Regions from separate parts of the Homo sapiens genome. Here region 1 is linked to region 2. A link is an interaction called in ENCODE POLR2A ChIA-PET data of the cell type or tissue named here. Cell type or tissue: A673. All regions are shown on one strand. Links, peaks and the distances in the headings refer to the core of each region. The heading gives the core; the rest is flanking DNA.

Region 1 (10,160 bases), core at 5,862-9,861, 400 kb after region 2:
TGAGGTGGGAGGTTCGCTGGGGCCCAAGAGGTTGAGACTGCCATGATCATGCCACTGCACTCCAGCCTGGGTGACAGGGCAAGACTCTATCCAAAAAATAATAAGTTACAGCTATCAATTACTAAATGGCTACTAGCATTTTACTGTGTAAAACACCTTACACCCTTATTTCTAATCCTCTTCACAATCCGGTAAGAAGAGACTCCATTTTATGGGGGTGGAAACTGAGACTTGGCATCTTCCCCAAGAACTAAAAACTGGAGGGCTGAAATAAGGCCTGATGTGTCTGTCTGTTACAGCTCTGCTCTCTATGCCAACCATTCAGAGGACAAAACTGCACATCAGGATTATAAAGTAACCTCCACTGTGTCCTGAGCTTGATAGACCTGGAATAGCCTCCCGTGGCTGGACCTTTTTACCGCTCCCCACCCCCCCCACACACACGCGTGCCCTTACATGCAGCAGGGCCTCAATACATCTCATAGGATGAGTGAACCTAGTTTTCCAGTGGTAGTTTAATCAGAAAATTCAGAGAACCCAAAACACCTATTCCCACACATTTTCATTACTCAAAAAAGTCTGGCCAGCATGGTGGCTCACACCTGTTATCCCACGACTTTGGGAGACCAGGACAGGAGGATAGCTTTAGGGCCAGGAGTTCGAGACCAGCCTGGGTGACAGAGCAACACCAGTCTCTACAAAAAAAAAAAAAAATATATATATATATATATATATATATATATTTCTGCAAAAATCCAATGTTAAATAATTTTATGTAAAAATAACATTGATTGTATTCTTAAGAAAAATCTGGCTATGTGATATCCTGGCAGGGGTGACGGATAGTGAAATGTTGATGCTGAACACATTCTTGGTCACTAACAGTTGCACTGTGTTGGTCTTTAAAAACCTCAGGGCCCAATGAGACTAGGAGAACTCAAAAACCCCTGGGTGATCAGGAAACGAAGCCAAAGCTTGGCCCTCTCATAGTGGACTTTAATCTGCGAGGGAAGTTAGCCACCACTCCTCATTTGGGCTATGAAAGTTGAAGCCCCGGGTCACATGGCTGGCTCATCCCCCAAATCACTCTGCTCCCTTTCCTACTCAGCTCCTCCTGCCCGGGTTACCATCCAGATTCTCAAAATCTGAAATTTTTAATTTAGAAGTTAGGTATTTCCTTTACCAGAGCTATTTTTATAGAAAGCAAGAGCAACGTTTACACCAAATAAATTAATGTGTAATTCTGGAATTTACCAAAATGGTTGCAGAAAACAACCATGAAGATAGACCTTTTTTTTTTTTTTTTTTTTTTAAATACAGTAATGTTTTTTAAGTTAGCCGAAGTTCGGGGTAACTCATCACATAATAGGATTCTCTAACCTGGGCCTCTGGGTACTCATCTGTCCAAAACAGCGGTCAAACGACAAGGACGATGAAGACTTCGTGGGCCCTGCTGAGGTCCTTGGGAGCAGGGCATTCGTGCGGGGCTGTGGGGCACGGCCGAGCTGAGGGTCCCTGGCCCAGGGGCCTCCCGTCCATGCCGACGCCCACTCCTCCCGTAGGACCCAGCCAGTGCGGGCCCTGTCTTCTAGCCCAGCCTGAACGCCACGATGCAGGGAAGCGCCTGAGGCCTGCCGGGGCTCAACACCTGCCCGACTGTGAGCGCGGAAGCCCGCAGATGGCCTGGGCGAAGGCGGCCCGGGTGCGGGAGACGCGACGCGGGGTCACTCAGAGCCCGAGCGCATCCCGAACCCAGAGCCGCCGTCGGGGGCGCACCCGATTGGCCGGCTGAGACCACGTGTCCACCTGCGGCCCAATCAGCGATGGCAGGACATCCGGAAGGCCTGGTCCAGACCGCAGGGTATGGGCCGCTCTCGGGGGAAGCGAGCTGGGAAAAGCAACCCCCGAGTGCCAGTGGCCGCCTTTATGTGCCAGGGTGCTGCAGCCGGGGAATGATGGCGCGGGCATCCCCGGCTTCCCCACGGGCCATACTGCCTATCTGGGTCTGTGGAGGCCTGCCTTAGTAAATTAGGGGTCATTTGGGTAGCTGTGTGCCGTCTCCGCCTCCCACCATCCCCAGTAGCCTCAAGAATTTTTTCAAATCGTTTTATTGAGATAATTTATATACCATTAAGTTCATCCGTTTAAAGCGTACCATTGAACGATCTTTAGTATATTTACAAAGTTGGGCAACCATCACCATAATCTAACTTTGAAATATTTTCATGATCCCAAAAAGCAGGGGTTTTTTACACATTTCCCTACAAAATAACTTGAAGTAAGTTACATAAAAGATATATACAATAAAGTTGAAAAGCAAATAGAAATGAGGATTCAAAGACCAACGGAAGCAGGTCACATTTGTCAGCCTGGGGTCAACGTCGGCGGTGTGATGAAGGTGCCCTTTTAGCTCTGGTCTTGGCTAAGAGGTTGGAATTACTAGAAAGGGAACAAGACACAGTTACTCGAAGAAACAAAGCACTAAGTACTTTTTTTTTTAAGTTTAAGAGAACGCCAAGTTATTTTATATTCAGCATCTTTCACAACATTTTTATAGCCAAAGAAATAGCTTTATTTCCTTAGACCTTAAAACCTCAATTTTGAAAGTTTCCTGGGAGGGGCCAAACTAATGTGGCATTTCAGTGTTTATTTACAGAGCATTAAGGAAAGGATGGAGGGGAGACGGGTATGGTGAACTGGCCATCTGAAATGGCTGCTTGAGCAAGGAATGGCGTGTGACTTTTTCCATTTCCTGGGATGGATGATCAGAGCCACAACTGTGGACACAGAGTTCTCCCCATATTGGAACCCCACATTCTCAAGAGAACCGCCAACCACGGGAGCACAAGGATACAACGGGCTCAGCTGCCCCTGGCCACCACCCCAGTGGTCCCGCCATGGGCCATCTAAGATCTGCAAAGATGGGTGGAGCTATTAGAGTCGCAGGTCTGGGGGAAAGTGCTTAAGGATTTCTGCCTTCCCTTTCCCATCCTCCCTCCTTGCCCACCCCTCTATCCCCCACCCAAACCCCCACCCCCTGCTTCTGGAGGATCTGGACCATGAGCAGAGAAGGGAAGTGTCTACCAGGAAGACCACGTTCCCAACACCGAGGTCCTGCCTCCCCTCAGGAAAAGGGCAGCACATGTACTTGAACTCAAGTTTGAGACTGAAGCTTGAAAGTGATAGGTTGAATGATGGTACATGCTTACACAGATACAGAATTCACCCAAAATGTCATTAAGGAGCTAGAATGGGCCGGGCACAGTGGCTCACGCCTGTAATCCCAGCACTTTGGGAGGCCAAGGCAGGTGGATCACTACTCAGGAGGCTGAGGCAGGAGAATCATTTGAACCTGGGAGGCAGAGGTTGCAGTGAGCTGAGATCCCGCCACTGCACTCCAGCCTGAGTGACAGAGCGAGACTCCATCTCAAAAAAAAAAAAAGGAGCTAGAAGGGAAAGTCAACAGAACAAGGTCAAACAAGGTCAAGGCAGTGACCATAGAAAATAAAACCATGTTGTGTCCAGATCCACCAAATCAAGAAGCCTGATGCCTTTGGTTCCATGAACAGAAGACACCTCAGACTTGTGGGTTAGTCAGTGGCAAGGAAAGGTTCCATTTCCACCCAACCCTAAGAGACACAAATCCGTTTTCATAAAAGTGTGAGCCCCACCCTGCCCCAAGGATATGGGGGATGGGCACCTCTGCCTGTGGCTCACCTCCCCTGACAAGCTCCAGTGGGTGCTGTGCTTCCTCTTCACTGGGAGGCTTGTTCAGGAAATCCAGTTCACTCCATTATTGAAAACAACTCCATCTCCAGGAAAAGTTGAAACTGGCAGTTTTAGCATCTGATGATGGAGCCTTCTCTGCCACTTCAAGGCCTGCTGCCTCCTTTTCCAGCCGGCCTCTCACCCCAGGAAACACCAGCGAAGCCAGTGCAAGGAGAGGCCTCAATCCCTGGAAGATTGAGGTCATGCCTGGGCCAACACGTGTAGCAGAGCTTGGAGAACCCTCCCTACAGGACTTGCCCACCTCCCACTACAGGGGCTGACTGTTCAGCTTCTGCTCTTTGAGAAAAGACACATCCACTGTGAATGCAAAACTCTTCGTGTTCAGTTTTCTCATCACAGCATTTATACTTTTTTTTTTGAAATGGAGTCTCGCTTTGTCACCCAGGCTGGAGTGCAGTGGTGCGATCTTGGCTCACCGCAACCTCCACCTCCTGGGTTCAAGTGATTCTCCTGCCTCAGCCTCCGGAGTAGCTGGGGTCACAGGTGCCCACCACCACGCCTAGCTAATTTTTGTATTTTTAGTAGAGACGGGGTTTCACCATATTGGCCAGGCTGGTCTTGAACTCCTGACCTTGCGATCTGCCTGCCTCAGCCTCCCAATTATATACATTTTTAAATGCCTAGATTATGGCTGGGGAATTTAGGGAGTTGTGAGAGGCCCCAACTTGGGTGAGGAACCAGCCTCGACATAAACTTAGGATTGTCATGCTGACAGGGCATCTGATCTGGTCCCCACCTGAGGTTGGCATCCCACTCCAGCACCTTTGCTTGGCCATCTCCAGAGATGGAGGGTCCAGACCCGAGGCCCTCATTGGTGCAGTCAGGAAGCTCTGTGTGATGTATAGAACATGCCTGTCTGGGGTCGGCTACTGCCCCTGCTTCTGCTCTCTTAAGTCATAGAGAACTAGAATTCTTTCAACTACTTGAAAATAACCTCACATTACCACCCAAATCTTTCATAGCTAAAATCTCCAGTTTCCATTTTTCCTGGAGATGGGTGAGTTGTTTCCAGAAATGGAGTGAACTGGAATTTCCTGAGTGGCCCCCAACGAAAACCAAAAATCCTGGATTTTATGTTTTGAAACGTCTTCCAATGCACAGCAATATAGCGAGTAAGCCACAGAAGGGACCTGGATAGCCAGACCATCTCTGGTCTGGTCCAGCGCACACCACAGCACGGGTGCCCTCCAAACTGAGCCCAGACTGAGGGATAACGTCAAGGGCTTCACAACCTTCATCTCCCATGATTCTCCTCCAGGAATCTGCTGCTGTAAGTTGGCTGCAGCCTGTCCTTCCAAGCACCACACTTTGCCCCTGTATTCCTCCCCCTGGGACCTGCTCTTTCCCCCTTCTCTCTCTACTCAGGCTCAATGTAGGTGGCTCCCTCCACTCAGAGCCCATGCACCACCCCAGCCCTGGAGGCCATGCCTTTCTTCAGCCCCAGCACCTCTTCCTGTCTGTACTACATGCACCTGCCCCATCCACACTGCCCAGTGGGGCTTGTAACCGTGCCCAGCCCAGCTCCCGCGTTGAGCTGTGTGTACCAGGAGGGCAGACCCATTGGCATTGGGTGCCATGCCTCCTGCAGCAAGCCCAGCCCTTTGCTGTTAGTGTTTAACAAGAATCTTGATGGGGGCCGAGCGCGGTGGCTCACACCTGTAACGCCAGCACTTTGGGAGGCCGAGGTGGGCAGATCACTTGAGGCCAGGAGTTCGAGACCAGCCTGGCCAACATGGTGAAACCCCATCTCTACTAAAAATACAAAAATTAGCCAGGCTTGGTGACAGGCACCTGTAATCCCAGCTACTTGGGAGGCTGAGGCAGGAGAATTGCTTGAACCCAGGAGGTAGAGGTTGCAGTGAACCAAGATCGTGCCAGCACACTCCAGCCTGGGAAACAGAGCAACACTCTGTCTCAAAAAGAAAAAAAAAGAACAGCTGAGTTCATCCCTAACAGCCTCTTCCCCTGCAGGAATGTTGGATGCCTCTTAAAAAAAAAAAATGAATATTGGTGGACTTAATGCAGCCATCTTCTTTCTGCTGGAAAGCTGGTCTTTGTGGAAACCTCTCACATGTGGTTTTGATGGTACTTTGTGCACACTTACTCTGTGCTCCAAAAGGTGCCCGGGCTCCAGCTGCCTGACCTGGAGGAGCTGCCTTGTGGAGCCATCTGTACGCCCTAGGCCCTGACACCAGGGCAGCCCCTCCCTTTTGGAGGTCAGAGCCAGGCAGGCCTTCCTATGACCTCAGGGGGCCCATGGGCTACCCATGCACGAGGGTCCCTTCCACTGCGGGAACTGAGACTCTTGGGGGGGTGACAAGACTTTCGGAGATGCTTGAGGTCAGAGGTTACGCAGAGTGTGGAAGTCAGAATGCATCACCCAGGTCTGGAATTCCACAGCCTCCCTGCCACATGCCAGGCCCCATACCAGGCCAAGGCCAGCCCTGGGCATGAAAGTGTGAGTGAGATACAGCCTGGACCCAAAAAGCCTCCACAGTTGATGGGTGAAGCTGACCTACTAACCTCAACCCTCACCCCTAGCCCTGTGGTTTTAGCACTGGCAGGCTGGGAAGGTGTGTGCAGGGCATTTGAGACATGCTGCCTTACCAGCTTCGAAGGGAGGAAGAGCTGGCGGGGAGGGCAGGCCACATGAGGAAGGCGAAACAATTTCTTCCTGGCGAGCAGGAAGACAGGTGGGGGGAGCAGGAGGGTAGTTTGCATGGCAAGGCTGGGTCATACCAGGCCCCATAAACCAGGTAAGGCGCTTGGGCTTATCCCAAGGGAGAGGGTGGGGATACTGTGGTCAGATTAGCTCAGAGGACGGTCAGTGGAGCAGGGCAGGACAGAGATGGGGAGGTGGCAGTGGTGACGGCAGCTGGGACATTCCATTCCGTAGGGACCATCCCACTGATCAGTCCTGCCTTCCCACCACCCTGGTTCTAGCTCTGCCACCCCCAGCAACCATGTATCCTAGGGAAAGGCAGAAGTCTCTGCAGGGGCTAAAGGGGCACCAGGGAGAAGGTCAGGGTCCACTGGCCACAGTGCAGCCCCCTCCCCTGGCTGTGTGGCACGGGGCCTGCAGCCTCTGGGAGCAGTTGCCAGGGCCCGGGTTCCCTGCTCCACCACTCACCTTGGCTATAAACACTTCATTGTCCTGATCCTGTTTGCTCATCTGTGCGCTGCCCGTGGTTGTGAGGATTCACTGAAATCATGAAAATGTAGCACAGTCTGTGCTCAAAGATCAATAGCTTTACTGTGACTCAATCTGCCCAAAGCCCCCAATTTCTTCTTCAGCGCCCACCCTGCTGAGGCCCCATAATAATTCTATTCCTGCCAGCATGGAGCACCAGCAGCTGTACCAGCCAAATGAAGCTATGTGGGTCGGGGGACAAAGATGATGCAAGGCTCCTCCACGCCAGCTTGGACTATAAAACGCATTCTAATCACTGACCTTACCTCCATGCTTAGCACTTAGCAGTACTTGGGCACCGCGATTATGCTGCTGTTGATCACTACACTAAACCGTTCAGCCCACATCTCCTGGTTTTGTTATTTACAAGCTTAAGAACAGAGAGCAGGCCGGGCGCAGTGGCTCATGCCTGTAATCCCAGCACTTTGGGAGACCAAGGCGGGCAGATCACGAGGTCAGGAGATCGAGACCATCCTGGCTAACACGGTGAAACCCCCGTCTCTACTAAAAATACAAAAAATTAGCCAGGCGTGGTGGTGGGCGCCTGTAGTCCCAGCTACTCAGGAGGCTGAAGCAGGACAATGGCGTGAACCCGGGAGGCGGGGTTTGCAGTGAGCCGAGATGGCGCCACTGCACTCCAGCCTGGGCGACAGAGCAAGACTCAAGTCTCAAAAAAAAAAAAAAAAAAGAACAGAGAGCAGAGCCGTTTCAGGCCCTGGTCTCTGGCAGACCCCTACTCACCTTCCTGGGCATGTATCCAAGGTCCTTCTCCCATGGCACCTGCTTCCTCTGCCATCGTGGACTTAATGGCCAAGTCCAACTCCTCCTTTCATTCTGCACACAGCCACAAGAGCCATCCAACCAGAACACACATCTGATCACACCCCCTCTGGCTGCGTGGCTCCCATGGTCCTTAGGTTCGGGAACAAATGCAGCCTTAAGATGGCCAGCCTTCCAGCCCGGCATAGACCCCAGGAAATCTGTGTGCTCTCCAACAGGAGTCTCCTCCTCTCCCTGAGGGTCACTCATCTTCCAGGACTCCCCACCCCTCCCTGTGTCCCAGCAGGTGCCGTGTGGCCCTAGCTCAGAGCAGCCTTCTTCATGCCCTGCAGAGCCAGCCTGTTTACGCAGCGTCTGCTTGTGCTCACGGCATGTAACATGCATAGTGCAGCCTGCGGGAGAACAGTTCCCTTCTCTTTCTGTCTCAAGAGCTGCCGGCTCAGACCTTCCCTACTCGGCCTGTGTCTCCCCAAAAGAGCGCAGTGAGCTGCACGGAGCCGGTTGAGCCTGGAGCCACCAGATAGATGTCTGCCCCGCCCTGCCCAGCCACAGGGGTTGGTGGGTCATGGAACCACACATGACCCTCCGAGGGCAGGTGAGGAGAAAGGAGGGCTGATGGGGGCTGATAGAAGGGGTTTGGGGGATGGGGAGCACCAGAGAAGGAAGGCTGGCAGGCCGAGGGCTGGGGAGCAGGGGATAGGCCTTCACATTTGCATTTGCACCGTTCACTGCGGGCTAGGCCACACTCACACACACACTTACACCTGCACCCACACCCTCTCAACCACACGCGCAGCTCCCACTCTGGCTCCTGAGCCATCTGCAGGCCAGGAGACTCCAGGGCCGGGCTTCCCCAGCAGGTCTGCCCACCAAGCCCAACTCTCTGGGAAGTGCCACTCACTCTGACCCTGTGGCCCGGCTCCGGCTCAGGGGAGCTCCCACTGCAAACACAAGCTCTGGGAAGGTGAGTGGAGGCTTTGTCTCAGGTTCTGAGGCGTCAGGAGGAACAAATCCATGAAGTGGAATGCTGGAGGCATAGAGGTCCAGCCCATGGGCCACCTGCACCCCAGGGGGCCAGTCCCGCATTTACACAAGTGACTTGTACACTCTCCTCCTGCACATCTCTGGAGGCTTATCCCATCTGGCCCTCCATGGCCTCAGCAGGATCACTGGATGTCCGTGATGCACGGCGTGCCCTCCCTGCCCTCATCCTCCCAGCCAGCAGCCCAGGAAGGAACCACTCTTAGTGACCTGTGGAAGGTTAGGAGACCCTCCCTCGGGGCCCTAGAGCCCACCCTGAACAGGGCCTTTCAGGGGAGAGGGTGAGAAGGTTCACCACCCAGAGGAGCCAGGCCAAAGCCCTGAAACCAAACATCCCCCAGTTCCCTCACTCCTCGATTCAGACTCCAGGGCCACAGCCTGGAGCAGAGCTGGACCCCAGCTCCTCTTGGCAGCACCCCTGAGGGCCAGAGAACGGCTTCCCAGCTGACTTGAGGACCTGTGACCTCAGGGGGATGCAGGGAAACACAGAGTGTCACTTCCAGCTGCACCTGCCCTCTGCCACTACCCAGCAGTCCGGGACCTGAGTCCCCTCCTTCCTCGCGGAGAACAGCAGGTCCAGCATGGCCGGCCCTTCCCTCGCTGGCTGTGCACAGGGTGCCGGCTGAGTCCTCGCCCCATAGTTGGCAAGTCTAGAACCACCGGATCCTGTTACCTCACCAGTGTGAGTTCTACCATTGCCAAAAACGGGGGGAGGCAAGCAGCTCCCCCCAGGAGCTGGGGAGGCCTCGGTCTGTGCTGAGGAAGAGACAGAGACAGTTAGGATGGTCCAGGCAGGGCCAGGACAGAGGCGCCCATCCCCGCAACTGCGACAAGGTCCTTCCTGCAGGGTCGCCCTGGTGTGGAGGCCCAACCCCACAGTCCCCCTTCCTGCTGGTCCCGGTCCCTCCTCAGCCCCCTCCTCTCCTCCCTTCCCCTCATATCTGTAACCTGCAGTTCCTGTGGGCAGGCATGGAGCAGACACCATCCCTAGGGCAGCCACCAGGATCCAACCCAGGCCCTGAGCTGTGGTCACCACTCCCAAGGGAACCCGAGGGCACCTCCACTCCCAGCACCTGACAGCAGGGACTCTGGGAACCAGCACAAGCCAGGCCAGAGAGCCCTGCCCCTGGGCGCTGGGGAAGAGATGGCTAATGTGGGCTGGGTTTTGCTATTTACTAAGCCCACGTCACTGCTCCATTTAATCCAGAGAGATGCTCCCAAGCCATTCCCTAGAGCCTAAAGCTCACAGGCTGCCCACCCCAAAGGGAGAGAGGGAAGTTGCTACACAAAACATTCCTCCTCCCTATCAAGTCCAAGGGAGGAAGAGCATTCCACTTGCCAAGGCCTCTTCCCTAAAAGC
Region 2 (10,160 bases), core at 2,506-6,505:
ACACAGCCTCAGGAGGTCCTGATGACATGTGCCCAAGGTGGTCAGAACACAGTTTGGTTTTATACATTTTAAGGGGACATGAGACATCAATCAACATATGTATGATGAACACTGGTTCAGTTTGGAAAGGCGAGACATCTGGAAGCAGGGAGGGGGCTTCCAGGTCATGGGTAGATAAGAGACAAATGGTTGCATTCTTTTGAGTTTTTGATTGGCCTCTTCAAAGTAGGCAATCAGATGTGCATTTATCTCAGTGAGCAGAGGGGTGATTTTGAATAGAATCGGAGGCAGGTTTGCCCTAAGCAGTTCCAGCTTGACTTTTCCCTTTGGCTTAGTGATTTTGGGGGCCCAAGATGTTTTCCTTTCACAGAGCCTATAATCATAATTATAATATTGTCACTGTTAGCTGTAGAGAAACTATCCTCTTCAATGGGAATTAACACTGTAAAGAGTCCTGGTCCTTAAAGGGACCAAAGCAGGCATATCTTGTTAGGCTTCCTTTGTGCCTGAAACCTGTGGTACTCTTATTGGATAATATACTCTAGGAATGAACTAAGCAGGTGAGATAGGCTAGCTTACCTTTTTTCTAGTTATGTCTTATTTCCAAAATTCTGAAGTGTGCAGCAAGGAGGGAGTTGGTATGGAGAGATAAAGCAGAAACAACTTCGGAGGTCCTTTAAGGTGATAGTGTACAGGGCTACTGCACTGGCATCCTGTTTCTTCCTGAAACCAGATCTGTGTGTAAAATCCAGCATTGGTTAGGGACTTTGAGGCAGCACTAGTCTTGGTTGGAAACCCTGGCTGTCCTCTAAACCTACACTGTGGTGGCTTCTGACTAGCCTCAGTGAAGTCACTTTGCAATCAGCACCTGTGTGTCTGTAGCTGCGGGCCCTGAGGCCTTCGTGTATGTAGCACAGGGAGCCAGCAGAGGGAGCTGTCGTCCCAGAACTTTCTTAGAGCTGCTAAGAAATTCTGATTTTGAAAAAGATCTTCCTAGGCTCCATCCGAACCTCCCATGCAATAAGACTCTAACTTGAGATATGCGAGAGTTTGGTGCCAGACCCCTGGTGTGAGCAGATGGGGAGCTTCTGCATAGCTGTTTAAACTTGAAAGCCCTAGGAGCTCTTGATTTCAAGGAAACGCCTGTTTACTGATCCAAATCAAGCAACTCTTGAGAAATGGGAGTGCCTTCCTGACCTCAGTCTTTATTGATCTTGGTATCCGCACCTCCAGTGACGTGTCCTGAAGGGTGGGAGAGAATTCACAAGTGCCTCACACACAGGGAAAGAAGGAAGTCCAACTATTGCTGCAGAAAGTCCCCACTGGGGAGGTGCGGGTAGAGTGTTTGGGTAGCATTAAAACAGTGAGTGCCCTGTGAGAAGCACAGTGCCTGGGTGCAGCACTTTGCATCAGCTCTGATTTTGAAATCAGACACAGAAGGCTTTGAAGCCGGCCAGTAAGGGGTTGTCAGGCAGTTGACTAATGCTCTTGATTTGAATCGGAGGCTGCTGTGAAAAGGGATGCAGCTTCTGCTAGCCACTGTGAACTTCTGAATCTCACTAGGGTTGGGTCTGCTTTGGGGCACTCAGATAACCCCAGTATTTCCAAACCAGCTTTCCCTTTTGCTTCAGGACATATCTTACCCAAGCCTGCACTATGGAGAAGTGGGACGGTAATGAGGGCACCTCAGCTTTTCACATGCCTGAGTGGATGGTGAGTTCACTGGTCGTTTTGTTTCTCCTTCTGTTTCTTGATAATGAGAGGCAACCATTTCTGACGGGTGACAAGGATCACCTCTGAGAAGCTCCTACCAAGATCCGTGGTTGGAAAAACAGTTATTACTCTACGTTCTGATTAGTTCCTAGGTACTAGGTCACCACTGTTTCTTAATTATCCACGAAGCTGGGAAAGGTGTGAGAGTTGCCTGGCCAGGGCTTGTTGCCTGGTCATCTCTGGTGGGCAGGGGCTTTCCTCCGGCTGCTGGTGTGATGTATGGGTTGTGTTTCCTGTGACTGTTTTGCACTTCTGTTTTCAACCTGATGCTTCATTTGTTTCTCTGGGGGTAAAGAAAAAGAACAATGAGGAGAAAAAACAAAAACAGAACTTACAGAAATGGTGCTCTCTGAAGTCTGCAAAGATTGCAAACATTTCTCCCCTCCCTGCCCGTATTTTTCCCTTCAGTCACAACATTTCCCTATTTCCCCCCCAGCTATCCTTTATATATATATTTCTCTATGGCAGGAACTGCAGCTCTCTTGGTACAGTTCTTCAGAATACCATGTTTGCCTGATCAGTAGTTTTACTAAAATGATAATAAGGACTTATTTGTTGATAAGAACTAGCATATAAACCTATTATATTGGATCGAATTTCAACTTTTAAAGACAATAACCATCCTTATGTTTCTAAATAGTTTCTTCTAGATTTAGCCTGATTTCTTACAGCCCACACAGGTTTATGTTTACAGATTTGTGTTTCCCCACTATGGAAAACTAGTTAGACTCTCTAAAACATATTTCAAGTTCTTTTTAGTGTTTATAGAATTATGGATTTGAAGAAATAACTATTGATAATGAGATAGAATATATAGTAGGCCTAACAAAGGCCCCCTGAGGAACTTACATTTCAACTCATTGTTACAACTATTTTTTATTGTTTTGGGGGAGGTTATTGCTGTTCTTCTTAATGTCGTTTCAGAACATTGTGTTCAGGTTTTTTTTTTTTTTTTTTTTGAAATGGAGTCTGGCTCTGTTGTCCAGGCTGGAGTGCAGTGGCGTGATCTCAGCTCACTGCAACCTCCGCTTCCTGGGTTCAAGTGATTCTCCTGTCTCAGCCTCCCAAGTAGCTGGGATTACAGGTGTGCACCACCATACCGGGTAATTTTTGTATTTTTGGTGGAGATGGGGTTTCACCATGTTGGCCAGGCTGGTCTTGAACTCCTGACCGTAGGTGATCCACCCAACTCGGCCTCCCACAGTGCTGGGATTACAGGTGTGAGCCACCACGCTCAGTCTTGTGTTCAATTTTAAAACATTTTGTGGAAAGAAAACCTATCCATCTACAAGCTTATTCCAAGTAACATAGTGTTTTAGAATTAATGGAAGGATTTATGTAATACTTCTGATTGGGTTGAGTTTTTTTGAATTTCTTGCTACTCACTAATAACAAGAAGAGGGAAAAAGAAATTTGGTTTTCTTAAGGGAAGGGCCACGTTAAGGTATCAAACTTTGGTATTTCTATAAAGGAATATTACAGAAGAATTCTACTGAACATTAGTGTGCCAACTCAGAATCAATCAAAGTTTTATAATAATTCTTATTTCTGTCATAGTCCTCACCGTCTTACAAGCTTAGCACATCCCCTCAAAGTTCAGTAGTGGCTCCTGCTGAACTTTCACCCATTTACCTTCTTTCTAGTTAATGTGAATGGGAAGACTGCCCTAAAGGAGTTGGTGTGACCACTGCATAAGGGATATGATCTAGGGCTTCCCAGCTTTTAGAAAACACTCTTTATTTAATAAAACACAGCTCTTTAGTGTTGTGTCTTGGTTGGTAAAAAATAAATAAAAAAATTTGCAGCCGGGTGCGGTGGCTCACGCCTGTAATCCCAGCACTTTGGGGGAGGCCAGGGCGGGCAGATCACGAGGTCAGGAGATCAAGATCATCCTGGCTAACACAGTGAAACCCGGTCTCTACTAAAAATACAAAAAATTAGCCGGGCGTGGTGGCGGGCGCCTATAGTCCCAGCTACTCTGGAGGCTGAGGCAGGAGAATAGCATGAACCCGGGAGGCAGAGCTTACAGTGAGCTGAGATCGCGCCACTGCACTCCAGCCTGGGCGACAGGGTGAGACTCCGTCTCAAAACAAACAAACAAAATAATAATTTAGAAAAGCACAGCTCTGCTCTGTTCTGTTTTTAATAAGGTATTACTCTCACTTAGGAATTTCTCAGCCATTCTCTCTTAAATAGCAGGAAAATACCTTTGCTCAGTATTTTGAACAGCAATAAAAAGGAATAGGGAGGAGCTAGTCTTCAATAACACGATTGTCTCATTTGCTAGCTTTTCTTTGCCAAAGACTTTTGAGGCTTTCTTTCAGATACCACGTAAGTCATTGACTCCTGACTTGGTCTGAAAGTACTTCATTAGGTTGCTACTGATAGCCACTTAGCCAAGAAAGCTAACCTCTGAGCACCCTCTAGTGTATTGCCGATGGATTTCCAGACCTTACTTGTAAAATGTTAAAGTGTCTTTTAATCCCCAAGAAAAAAACCGTTGCTCCAGCTCCCATGTTGGGCCAAAGTTTCAATTTAAAGTTTTAACGAGTGTCTTACTCATGTTCCCATTTACATATTAGTGTAATGAAATTTCCACTGAAACTATCCCTGCCACCAAAGGAAATATGAGAAGTCTCTCAAATCTTCTTTCAGGAGAAAAATTTAGCAGAGAAGGTATATTACAACATCTCCCTTTTGTTAAAAATCACCAGCAAAAAGGGACTTCATATCCCTCAGAGAATAGGACTCACACCACATATAACAGCTGACAGTACTCACATCTCTGATTTCCAGCAGGGAAATAAGCCGGGATGAAGCCTGAAGAACCCCAATCTCAAGAACTGACGAGGTAGACTTTCAAGGTTACGTTCCATCAATCACTGGAAAACTTCTCCTGGAGCCTCTGCTCCTCAGCTGTTTTCATGTGAAGGATTTTCTTAGCCCTGTTCAGACAGCTTTACTGCTGAAAGGTTGGGGAACACTTCCTTTTAAAGACTGTCTTTATTAATGTGTTTTACTTCCCCTGAGAGATCTTTAGTCCCTTCTGGTAGTAACCTCGACTGACATGCATGGAGATCAGCAATAACTTTTTCTGTGTTTCAACATTTTAATATTTCCTCCTCCTCCCACTCCAGCTCTCTGTACTTTTCCATAGGAAATCTGGTTGATTGACTTTCATGAGTATCCAGCCAGCTTGATGCCCGATATTCTTTTGGCAAGAAGTAATCCTTTTCATAGGTAAAGAGTTAGTTCAAGCCGCTCATTTGGCTTGGAAGAGAGAGGTGTTTTGAGGAATATCTGAACCATATCTACTTGGAAGTAGAGACAAAAATCTCCAAAGTGTCTGATAAATGGTGGTAGAGGTAGCTTGACTATCACTCTAGGTCAGGATTGGTGCTTAAAACAGAAAGCCATTTGAAAAACTGATGAAAACTATGGGCTCTCTCCCCAGGATATTAAAAACACAAAATTTTGCATACTGTTGTAGGGGGTTCTAGACATCCATGGAATATAGGTTAAGAACACTTAATTTGAAAGAATAGAAATATTAATATTTTAGACTTGCATATCAATATGTAGTTTTCAAAACCCTCTCACATCTTATTATCTCAGCATACATTTTAAATAGGCAAAGTAGATATGATTATCCCTATTTTAGAAATGATGACAGACCTTAGGAAGTAGAGACACAGATACATCCTTTGTAGTATTACTTTATGTACTTGAAAAGGAATTAATTGGTTTCTCTTGGCCTTGATCCTCTTTAGGATAAATAGATCTTCTGTCCTCCCCATGAGTCCTGTTTTTCTTAATATATTACCTGTCTCTTCTTAAGAGCCTTAAGTTACGGAAAGCAGAATTAGACCCAGTTTTCTTTAGACCCTGTTTTGGGTGTAAAGAAAGATCACCTCAGCTGGGCGTGGTGCCTCATGCCTGTAATCCCAGCACTTTGGGAGGCCAAGGTGGATGGATCACCTGAGGTCAGGAGTTCGAGACCAGCCTGCCCAACATGGCGAAACCCCATCTCTACTAAAAAGTACAAAAAAAAATAAGCCAGGCATGGTTGGTGTGCTCCTGTAATCGCAGCTACTCAGGAGGCTGAGGCAAGAGAATCACTTGAACTCTGAGAGGTGGAGGTTGCAGTGAGCCGAGATGGCACCATTGCACCCCAGCCTGGGAGACAAGAGCAAAACACCATCCCCCCAAAAAAAAGAAAGAAAAGAAAGGATCACCTCATTGTATTCTCTGACCTTTCAAATAACCTTTACTTTTCTGCCTGTGAACGTGCCTCCATGGTTATAGCCATGATAGGATAGAATGGTTGGTTAAGTAGAGTCAAGAGAATCAGGGCTGCTTTACTCACGCTTGGAGAAAGTGTTAGAGCAGTGGTTTCCAAAGTGTGGTCTTCAGACTGGTAGCATCAGCGTCTCCCGGGGAGTTACTCAAAACACAAAATCTTCAACCAGAGAATTGGAAGCTGAAAAAAATTTTTTTTTTTAAATTACAAAATACAAAATCTTGGGCCCTCTCCAGACCTAATAATTCAAAAACTCTGGTGGTTAAGATCCAGCAATGTGCTTTAATAAGCTCTCCAGGTGATTTTGATGCAGCTAAAATTTGAAAGTTACTGTGTTCTATAAAAACTTATTGGCTGTGTGCGGCGGCTCACGCCTGTAATCCCAGCACTTTGGGAGGCCGAGGTGGGCGGATCACGAGGTCAGGAGATCGAGACCAGCCTGGCTAACACGAAGTAAGTGATGGAACTTTTTAAGTTTTTTTTTAGTAGAAACCCTGTCTCTACTAAAAAAAACAAAACAAAACAAAAAAGCAAAAAAACTAGCCAGGCGTGGTGGCATGCGCCTGTAGTCCCAGCTACTCGGGAGACTGAGGCAGGAGAATCACTTGACCCCGGGAGGTGGAGGTTGCAGTGAGCCGAGATCGCGCCACTGCACTCCAGCCTGGGTGACAGACCAAGACTCAGTCTCAAAAAAAAAAACCAAAACAAACAAACAGACAAAACTTGTTAAGTGGTAAGGCTTTTCCTGTCTCCTAAAATGTCTTCTGGTTCTATTTGGTATAGATATGCCAGTCCTTCTGGCTCAAGTTATCTGACTTAAGTCATTGGACCAAGGAGCTCCTTTTTACCTGAGTGAGGGAAAGGGGAACCAGCTTAGTACATGCGGACTGGGGTGAACATTCTTGTTAGGAGGAGCAAAAGTTGAGAGATTCATCAAGCAAGCAAATGATCTGTCTCACTTTGTGAAATTATGAGTAAGAGATCAGAATTGCTGTGGGTGATGGTGAATATTCATATTTGAGTTCAATTAATTTCTGTTTCCATTTCTGGTAGTGACATTGGGCAAAGTTGCCTTAAAGAGCTGTTAGAGTTCTAATTCTTATATAATTAGGTGTTTTAGAATTGTGACTTGATCAGGGCCCCAAGATTATCCGGGATGATGTCATTTCTAAGATGTAATCTGATACGAAAATGAATTTAAAGAGTAATTTTAAATTAAATAAATTTAAAGATAAAAGGAATGATTTGAGGCTAGTACACCTAGGACTAGGACCTTTGGTCTTCTGATTAATATTATGAGGCATGGTATAGTAGATGGAGCTTTGGCTCTAGCATAAACACAGGCTCAAATTCCAGTCCCATCACTTACTTGCTGTGAGACCTTGGACAAATCATTTGTTCTCTTAGAGTTAAACTTTCCTGCTTTGTCAAGTGAGAATAATACTGCCTAATTCTTAAGATTCTTGTACAAATTAATAGAAGTAACATATACACAGAACTGTGAAAATAGGCACTTACCAAACTTTTCTCTTCCAGAGATGTCAATAAGCAGTATGCAATGTGACCTTCTCTCTCTAAATAAAGATTATCCTTAAAAAAAAAAAAAAATCTGCCGGCTGGGTACAGTGGCTCATGCCTGTAATCCTAGCACTTTGGGAGGCCGAGGCAGGTGGATCACTTGAGGTCTGGAGTTCAAGACCAGCTGACCAAAATGGTGAAACCCCATGTTTACTAAAAATACAAAAAATTAGCCCGCGTGGTGGCACATGCCTGTAATCCCAGCTACTTGGGAGTCTGAGGTAGGACAATCACTTGAACCCGGAGGGTGGAGGTTGCAGTGAGCCGAGATCGCATCATTGCACTCCAGCCTGGGCAAAAAGAGCAAAACTCCATCTCAAAAAAAAAAAAAAAAAATCTGCCATTTTATGTCCTTTCTTGTGCTCAACAAGCAGTCTTTTTTTTTTTTTTAATTAAGGAAGAATTGACATCACTTTCCCCCCAATCTCTGTAGCAGACAGTTGAGTGTAGCTTTCTTCCTCACTATGTCTCTTTCAGAAATCAGCAAATAAATAATGTGATTCTTTGCCCTTTTGCTTGAATATTTGGCACGTAGTAAGATTGTTGTGATTCGGGGGACTCTGAGGAGATAAGAAACTTCCCTTTGTAGTCGTCCCTTCCATGAACACACATTTTGTGAAAAAAGCAAACTGGGTCACTCTGTGCCAAATCAGCAACAATCTTGAGCTGGGACTAGAAACCAAATGTCAAAACCTGTATAAAAGATGCACAATTCAGAGGAAAGCAGTGAACTGAGAAAATTGATTTCCTTGGTGACAGAGCTGAAATCAGTGTCCCCAGTCTGGCTAATCCAAGGACACAGAGTGTAGGGTAGGGCCTGCCTGAGTACTTGGCACCATTAATTTTTTTTTCTTACTCCTTTAATGAAGTCTCTCATTGTTTAAGTGGCTCTGTGGTTAATTTTTTTCTAATGAGACTAGGTTAACTAAAATCATCTGACATGGAAAAGGAGGAGGTAAGGTTGAAAAGGAACCTAATTAGCAAGTTAATTATAGCGAGCAAAAAAGTGCAGTGGTTATATAAATAAGCTATTGTTATGCGCATGCAAGTTGGGCCTTGTCAAGGGACTTGCAAGGTTTAGAGGTCAGAGGATCCATGTAATTAGGTGTTTAGGAAAAAAACAAGTAAAAGCAAAACAGCCACTAGAATTAGGAATGGCTGTTGAGCCACTAACAGAAATGCCTTATTAAATTGGGGCTGTACTGCTGAAGGGGTTGTTGGAGCTGCTTCAGGGATTCCAAGGAAGAGTAGTCCCCCACTCCCCAGCCCAAAAAGCTGGCTGGAACCAGAGCCAACAGAATTGCTGATGAGGAAAGTTTAAAGGCCTGATCACAAGGGTCCCTGGACCACAGAGGTGGCAGTGGGGCTGGTAATGTCACTATGCTGGGCAGCAAGAAGAAATACATTGTTAATGGCAACTCTGGGATTAAGGCCCAGGTGAGGCTAAGCTCTTATTTACCAGTCTTGCCGCTGCTATAGCCATTATTGTAAAAGGCCGACTGCTTATACTCTTTTTCCCCTCCTTTCCTGCTTTCATCCCTCCCTCTGGCATAAGGTGAGCTACCCCTCTTTTAACAGTCTCTTTCCCTCCCTTGCCTTAATGCCTGTTGGAATTAGGCAGTTCTCTCTCAAATGGAAAAGGAGGATTACCTTAAAAGACCCTGGTTCCAGACAAGGTAGGAAAGTTAGGGGTAGAATCTACTAAGGTACCACAATTGGGGTGGGCAGATTACAAAACCAATCCATTACAAAATGGACTGTATATTGGTGTTTAATTATTAAGAGGAGGTAAACACCAGGGAGCCACTTAACTCATGTTCTGGTCGTCAGAGAAAGATACTCGTTTCTTGCGGAAAATTGCATAACTTATATTTAAGTGGTTAATCTCACTCTAATATTTTTCTGTCTTAAAGAAACTTGAATTCGGTGTCTAACCAGTAAGCAAGGTTTTAGAACCCTATGTTCTAAGTGGAGAAAGCCTTGTACAACCTAGTCTTCTTTAGTATTAAAAGATAGCATGAACTTGTCCCAGGAAGGAGGGATTGCTGTAAATAGAAAACACTATAGAGAAGACAGCTCAGCTCAGATAAACTGGTTTGAGATGATAATGCAGCTAGATAGCTATATGGTTTATTCACCTTGAGCCTACAATCTAGAGTATAAGAGTGACTGGCCCCCTCTAGTGGTGTGTGTACATGGTGTGTGTGCATATGCACCCACATGTACATGTACGCAGGTGTGTGGTTGTGTTGGGGTTGTGTTGAGCATCTGAAACACGGTTTATCTATTCTTCTTTAAAGGGGACACTGGAAAAGTTCCATTATTATTCCTTTTCCTGGATGGGCTTCTAAAAAAGAATAAAGACATGTGACTGTTTTGAACAAGGTTGGTGAAACGGAAGCCAGAGTTTGCATCCTGACTGCTGTCCACCTCCCCAGCTTTCCACCTTCCCTCTTCTTCCCAGCTCTTTTTGCCCTTAAAAATCATTTTAACTTTAGACTTGGTTTAT

Evidence for each region. Peaks named below come from ENCODE experiments on the same cell type or tissue, not always from the same donor. Only the 100,000 strongest peaks of a DNase experiment are listed, where the experiment ranks them.
Region 1: POLR2A ChIA-PET joins it to region 2 with 10 read pairs; 4 of 35 experiments call an interaction of 5 or more read pairs at or near these places.

The regions. Positions count from the first base shown.
Region 1 is chr7:129,760,968-129,771,127 of GRCh38, forward strand. MIR182 (microRNA 182) reads right to left here and starts at 9,525; the gene lies at 9,416-9,525. It overlaps LOC105375501 (a long non-coding RNA gene), which reads right to left and starts at 8,238. Exons shown (of 3, transcript XR_927963.4): 1 at 7,721-8,238; 2 at 6,920-6,991; 3 at 2,015-2,439. RefSeq lists an enhancer at 9,676-10,160. In A673, for the core only: no CTCF peak of the experiment used is centred there; no DNase peak of the experiment used is centred there.
Region 2 is chr7:129,366,839-129,376,998 of GRCh38, forward strand. The region is part of intron 1 of AHCYL2 (adenosylhomocysteinase like 2); the gene reads left to right. It overlaps LOC107986847 (a long non-coding RNA gene), which reads right to left. Exons shown (of 3, transcript XR_007060518.1): 2 at 4,555-6,253; 3 at 1,186-2,056. Among named protein-coding and RNA genes, the nearest start is that of STRIP2, 63 kb to the right of the region's middle. RefSeq lists enhancers at 8,416-8,976, 8,977-9,536. In A673, for the core only: a CTCF peak has its summit at 4,196 (motif pointing left); DNase peaks (open chromatin) are centred at 4,253 and 4,763; H3K4me3 peaks cover 1,152 bases; H3K27ac peaks cover 1,755 bases.